2 separate regions of the Homo sapiens genome follow, and region 1 is linked to region 2. A link is a contact called in ENCODE Hi-C or POLR2A ChIA-PET data. All regions are on one chromosome and are shown on one strand. The core of a region is the stretch at or near the end of the contact, and the rest is flanking DNA. Distances in the headings are between cores, read along the strand shown.

Region 1 (3,058 bases), core at 126-2,625, 200 kb before region 2:
GTTAAAATTTAATTCCATATGTATCACAGTTATAATGCTATCTCCCACTATAGATGCTTTTTTAAAAAATCATGTTCTTGAATTTCTAATACTTTTGTGTATTTAACCACTATAGTTTTTGGTTCAAAGTATTACCGAATCAAACCTGGGCCTGCCTATGCAGCACTGCAAAGCCAAACTCTGACATCAGGGCTGCAGTGAGAGAAAGTGAGGCATTTGGCCAGGCACAGTAGCTCACGCCTGTAATCCCAGCACTTTGGGAGGCTGAGGCAGGCAGATCACCTGAAGTCACGAGTTTGAGACAAGTGTGTCCAACATGGCGAAACCCCATCTCTACTAAAACTACAAAAATTAGCCAGGCATGGTGGTGCACACCTATGATCCCAGTTACTTGGGAGGCTGAGGCAGAAGAATTGCTTGAACCCTGGAGGCAAAGTTTGCATTGAGCCGAGATCGCGCCACAGCACTCCAGCCTGGGCGACAGAGAGAGACTCCGTCTCAAAAAAAAAAGAAAGAAAGAAAGTGAGGCATTTATTTGCAGGGCACCAAGCAAAGAGAATTAGGTAGCTCATGCTAAGACCTGAATTCCCCAACGGCTTACAAGTAAGGGTTTTTAAAGGTAGAGAGACAGAGGTGATGGGCAAAGTCATAAATCCATATGTGGAGGTTATACATTGGTTTGACCTAAAGAGGCTGAATATCTTAAAATGGGGTCTTACAGATCTTAGGTAAATTCAAAGATTTTCTGATTTGTAAATGGTTAAGAAAGAGAAGCTTTGTTTAAAAATTTCAGGTCAGCAGAAAAGAATTAGCACTGCCTCATGGGTGTGACTTCCTCCAAGCCCCTCAAGAAGAATTTTAGAACAAGGAAGGGTAGTCAGAGTTCAGTCCTCTGTTTCCCCCTTATCTGAGGTCTATGTATGTGCCAGTGCATCCATTTGGCAGGGGTACAGGTTTCTGAAAAGTAATTCAGGGACACATGTTAAGATTTTATCTTTAGTTTCTATATGGAACAAAATATCTTATGACTCTAACTACCTTGATATCATTTTTAAGCTACTATAACCTTGCTTTTGAAGTTGCTCATTTACTGCTCAGAGTTCACTAGGTATCTGGAATTTCCCTTGAAGGAACTCAAGATTTTCCTTTATTTTCATGCTTTCAAGGTAGGGGAGTTATAAGCCACTAAGAGGGGTCCCTGCTCTGTCTCAAAGGGATTTATAAGATCTTTTTAATCAGTTGTGACTTCTATCATTATGTAACATCCTTTTTTATGCTTGTTATTCCTTTTAACTTTAAATTCCTCCTTACTTGGTAATGAGGAGTCTGGTTCCAGGCCAAATTCCTGTGTGTGACACTTCAAGTCCAACCACAAGTTTTGCTTAGGAGGCCTCATGGGGGAAAACTGCCCTACCCACATCAGATTTGATGCACAGTCAATGCACTGTAGTCTCTGGACAGCTGCAGACAAGTACTCAGCTCCCAACCCCTGCCTAGGGCCATCATTGCTTATACATTCAGCAGGCTTAATCCAGGTGCCTCCACTCAGAGACCTCCTTAAAAGGTGGGTGCCTCCACGGAGATGTCCTTGTAAGGGGCCCCTGACTAAGACACTTTTCCCCTTTGACCCAGTACTTTTCCACTGCTAGCCCTTCCCTTTTCCTCCCTGTAGACCTAGCGTAGGTCCATAAATGGCAGAAGCCTTTTGTTCAGTGCTTTTCAGCAGTGAGGCATTCTCTACCCACCCACCTGCCTTGCCTGTCATCGGACTGGCCCTCACCCAATGCCATTGCATGGAGTGAAATGAAACACTGAGGAGCTGGCACTTTTTCTTTGTCTGTTGCCTGAACTATCGTAGCAAGTGAATAAAGTTTTGAAGGCTACTTTCAGTTTGGATCACTGTCCTCATTAACCACCTTGACATCAGACAGCTTGACAGATAATCATTCTTCCACTTCCTCTTTATTAATTTTCACTGGCCTAGTATTTTAAGTAATTTCTTTTATAAAGCATTAATATCCACATTCCAGGAAAAAAATCCTCATAAAGGGGGAAGAACAAAAGAGGCCTATTCACCATGCAAATGAAAACAAACAAACAACAACAAGAAAACATTCCTAGAACCTTCACACAGTAACTGTGACACATGTGCTTTGCCCAGAACTTAGTGTCAAGGCTACCTGTATCTGCAAAGTAAGCTCAAAAATTTAGTTTCTCACCTTGTATGTTACTTTTCCTCAAAAAATTGGGATTCTGTTAAAAAGGAAGGAATGATGTATATGGAATGGAATCAAACTGACAATAATTAGGACATACAGGAAAACCACTATTCAAAGAACACCCAGAAAATGCATTGCAAAAAGATCATTATCTAGGCACATAGTCATCAAGTTGTCTAAAGTCAAGATGAAGGAAAGAATCTTAAGATCCGTGGGAAAATAGCATCAGGTAACTTATAAAGGAAAACTTATCAGATTAACAGCAGATTAATCAGCAGAAACCCAAAAGCTAGAAGGGACTGGGGTTCCTATCTTTTAGCCTCCTTATACAAAACAATTAGCAGCCAATAATTTTGTATCCAGCAAAACTAGGCTTCATAAGTGAAGGAAAAATAAAGTATTTTCCAGACAAATAAATGCTGAGAGAATTTGCCACTACCAAACCAGCCCTACAAGAACTGCTAAAAAGAGCTCTAAATTTTGACACAAATCCCCAAAATATACCAAAATAGAATCTCTTTAAAGCATAAATCTCACAGAACCTACAAAACAACAACACAATGAAAAAAAAAAAGATATATAGGCAACAACTAGCACAATGAATACAATAGTACCTCACATCTCAACACTAACATTGAATGTAAATGGCCTAAATGCTCTACTTAATAGATACAAAATTGCAGAATGGGTAAGAATTCACCAACCAAGTATCTGCTCCCTTCAAGAGATTCACCTAATACATAAGGACTCACATAAACTTTAGTTAAAGGAGTGGAAAAAGATATTCTATGCAAATGGACATCACAAGTGAGCAGGAATAGCTACTCTTATATTAGACA
Region 2 (3,404 bases), core at 73-2,572:
AGAGCTAGTAAAGATGGATGGGAATATAGGTGGAAGTACAATCCCCTTTTAATTGCAACAAGGTTCGCCAGGTTGCTTAGGGTTGGGCAAACTGGAGATCACTGACACGGAAAACAAGAAAACCCTTATTGTTTATAGCTGTTATGTATGAATAGGTTATTAGCCTTAGGAAAATTATTTGTGCCGAATACGGCTTTTGAGTAAGCAAAAAATATTAACGTCAAGTTGAATGTAATTGAAGCGACTTATTGGGCGTGGGGTGGGGGGTGGGGGTTGAAAGCCCAAACATAAGGCGAGCACAGATAATTTATTTAACAAGGCTATGGGGTTGGTGGGGGGCTCGGAAAAAAATCAGCGGCGGAACCTGCTCTCAGCCACCTTGCACCAGGACACAAACACTGACTCAAAAATGAAACGAGTATCATCTCTAAGTGAATGTGAGTGCCAAGTAGAAAGCTCGTATCCGATTTATTATCAAAACGTCTTTGTACCATTTTAACATCCATTCCAGGAAGAAAAAACCTATTGGGAATATGGTTAATTTGTAATTAAGTGCTATTTACCCAAATTAAAGAAACAGGTAACAAAAAATTTTAAAAGCCGGCGAAATACTATTTAATTTACTCAGGAACGCTTTAGAACTCTTTTAGTTGGTGGGTGGGAATGCGGGCGGGGAAGCGCACTAAGCCGAACGCTGGGGCAAAGGTTTCCTAAACAGTTACCGAGAGGTAACTCCCCCTTCATCTGGGACGTGGCTCAAGATTACAGGTGATCGCGGTGCCCCGAGGCGCCAGGAGGCAACTTTCACCTGGGGGAGGCGCCGGGCGCCAGCGGGCCAAGCGGCCGGGCCGCGGAGCCCACTTCACTTGGGAGCTGCCCCAGGCCGGGGGTCGACACCGCGTCCCCTCCCTTAGCCTAGCTGCGACCCAGCTTTAGGGCCTAAGGGCAAATCGAGCGCTCGGTCCTCCCAGCGCCATGTGCGCGGCCCGCCCAGGCCCTTGGCCGCCGTCGCCGCGGGGGCAGGCCGCGAGCCAGCCGCGAGCCACAGAGGCCTGGTGCGCGCTCCGCCCCTGAGCCTGCAGTCGGGGCGGCCTCAGCCAGTGAGCCGGGAGTCGTCCCCTTCGTCCTCCCTCGCACTCGGAGGGCAGCTGGGGCGGGGCAGACCCTCGGGCCGGGCGGCACCCGGGCGGGCGAATCCGTCAGCTCCCGCGGGAGGCCCGGCGAGAGAAGGACCCGGTGAGTAGCCACGTCACGCTCCTCAGGGAGGCCCCGCCCCGTGCTCTCGGGCCGCCCCTCTTCGCCGTCTCCACGCCTCCGCGGGCAGTTACCAGCTTTGGCTGCTCGCGCCTCCCCAACTCGGGTAAAGCTCCTCGGCCTCGGCGTGCTGCGCCTCCGCGGCTGCCCTGCGCCAGGTGAGGGCTCGCGGCTCCCGGCTGCGGCTCCCGGCGCGTGGTGGCGGGCTCGGGGCGTGCGTCGCGGAGAGGACGGGGCCGGCGGGCGGTTGGCGCTCCGTTCGGTGCGGGGAGGGGCGTCACGCCGGGCGCTGCGCGGCCTCGGCGGGCGGCGGCAGCGGCGGCCACGGCCGCCGGGCTCTCGGGTTGTCTGTCCCCAGTTGGAGCCGGCCGGTGTCCCGGCGGAGAGACGGGCAGTCGGGTTCCCTGGCCTCGGGGCCACCCCGGCTGGGGCGGCTGGGGCAGAGGGACGATGTCTACTCGCGCCCCGATGCCCGCCGCCCATTCTCGGGAGGATCCGCCCGCGGTGACTGCTGAGAGGGAGTCGCTGTTGGCCGCGGCGAACCGGCCGGCCGAGCAGCCGCCCCCGCCCGAATGTGAGGGCAAAGAGGCGGCGAGGGAGGAGAGGGCCGCGGCCGCCACTAGCGCTGGGGCGCGGGGAGAGCCGTCGCCGGCGCTGGTGCTGGGACGCAGCGTGCCCCAGGCGGCTGTCCCCGTGAGGCCCCTGGCGCTGCACCTGGCGCACAAGGCGCGTGGGCCCGGGGGCCCTTTCGGCGGGGAGCCGCCACCGCCACCGCCGCCGCCGTCGCCGTTGCCGCCGTTGCTGCGGGATCCGCCGGCCGAGGACGCCCGGGAAGAGGTGGCAGCTGGCCCTGCGGAAAAGCGGCAGCCGCCGCTGCTGCCGCCTAAGGGAAATCCCTGGACCAAAAAGCCTCCCCAGCACCTGTCCCCAGACACGACAGGTCCGCCACCGCCCCCGCTGGAAACCCTGGAGGCAGGTCTGTGGTTGCTCTGCGTTGGGCACTGGCAGGGTGCGGGCAGGGGCGACTTGCGGGACTTGCCGGCGCGTGGCGGCGGTAGCGGGCACCAGGCCCGGGTAACGGCAGGCCTCCCCTCCCTGTCAGTCGGAGGTAATTTGTTCCAAGGTGTCATTCACTCTGCCTATTTACAGACATGGGCATCTGGGAAGGGAGCGGCAGGAAGAGGTGGGACCTCAGGTTCTCCTTGCCTGATGGGGGCACGGAGGTGGTAGCTTGGCGGCGCATCCCTGCTGGCGCGGTTGCGATTGTGTTTTGTCCCCAGTGTTAGTGACTTGGGAAAGTAGCTAACTTTAGATACTGCAGTGCTTCGTATGGGAAAGTTTTGGTAGACTTTTTTTTTTTTTTTTTTACATAAAAGGATTGAAGCAAGTCAGAGCAAGGGGATTTATTCGTAAGTGGAAGCGCGATTGTAGTCTTTTGTGAAATAAGATGAAAAAAGGTTTTCAAAACACTGCTGAGCAGTCATATTAAAAATGAGACTTTAAATGTGGTTTTTAAAGTGCTTTATGGGGGGAGGGGGGAGGGATAGCATTAGGAGATATACCTAATGTTAAATGACGAGTTGATGGGTGCAGCACACCAACATGGCTGCACATGTATACATGTGTAACCTGCACGTTGTGCACATGTACCCTAAAACTTTAAGTATAATTAAAAAAAATAAAGTGCTTTAAGTTATAAGTGTGCTGGAAAATAATTGAAATAGGATAGTTGACATGCGAGCGTGGATTGCACGTTAGGTAAATGGTTTTCTAACATTGTCAGCTCTCCTTCCCTTTAGAGGAGATAAGATTATGCCACTATATTTGAATGCTGACCAATGCTGTATGGCCGTCGGTGCTTTATTTTGATTGTAGTAACTGCAACTTAAGAAAGTAAAAATGGGCCGGCGCGGTGGCTCACGCCTGTAATCCCAGCACTTTGGGAGGCCGAGGCGGGCGGATCACCTGAGGTGAGGAGTTCGAGACCAGGCTGGCCAATATGGCGAAACCCCGTCTCTACTAGAAATACGATCATTAGCCAGGCGTGGTGGCGGGCGCCTGTAATCTCACCTACTTGAGAGGCTGAGGCAGGGAGAATCGCTTGAACCCGGGAGGTGGAGGTTGCAGTGAGCCGAGATCGCGCCACTGCA

What was found. A loop is a pair of places that touch in the nucleus more often than their neighbours do. ChIA-PET counts read pairs that join two places held with the same protein, here RNA polymerase II (POLR2A). Pooled maps may share reads with other maps.
Region 1: a loop to region 2 is called in a pooled map, with 3 times the contacts of the local background. The contact joins the enhancer-like site here to the promoter of LARP1B in region 2. A Hi-C loop is called at or near these places in 2 of 50 pooled maps. POLR2A ChIA-PET finds 5 or more read pairs at or near these places in 4 of 52 experiments (OCI-LY7, WTC11, activated T-cell and 1 more).

The regions. Positions count from the first base shown.
Region 1 is chr4:127,855,461-127,858,518 of GRCh38, forward strand. No RefSeq gene overlaps it. Among named protein-coding and RNA genes, the nearest start is that of PLK4, 24 kb to the right of the region's middle. Within about 2 kb of position 1,376, at least 3 of the 41 ENCODE cell types and tissues checked have a DNase peak (open chromatin) inside an H3K27ac peak, as active enhancers do.
Region 2 is chr4:128,059,990-128,063,393 of GRCh38, forward strand. It overlaps LARP1B (La ribonucleoprotein 1B), which reads left to right and starts at 1,323. Exons shown (of 20, transcript NM_018078.4): 1 at 1,323-1,412. RefSeq lists enhancers at 688-1,546, 1,547-2,405 and a silencer at 730-2,229.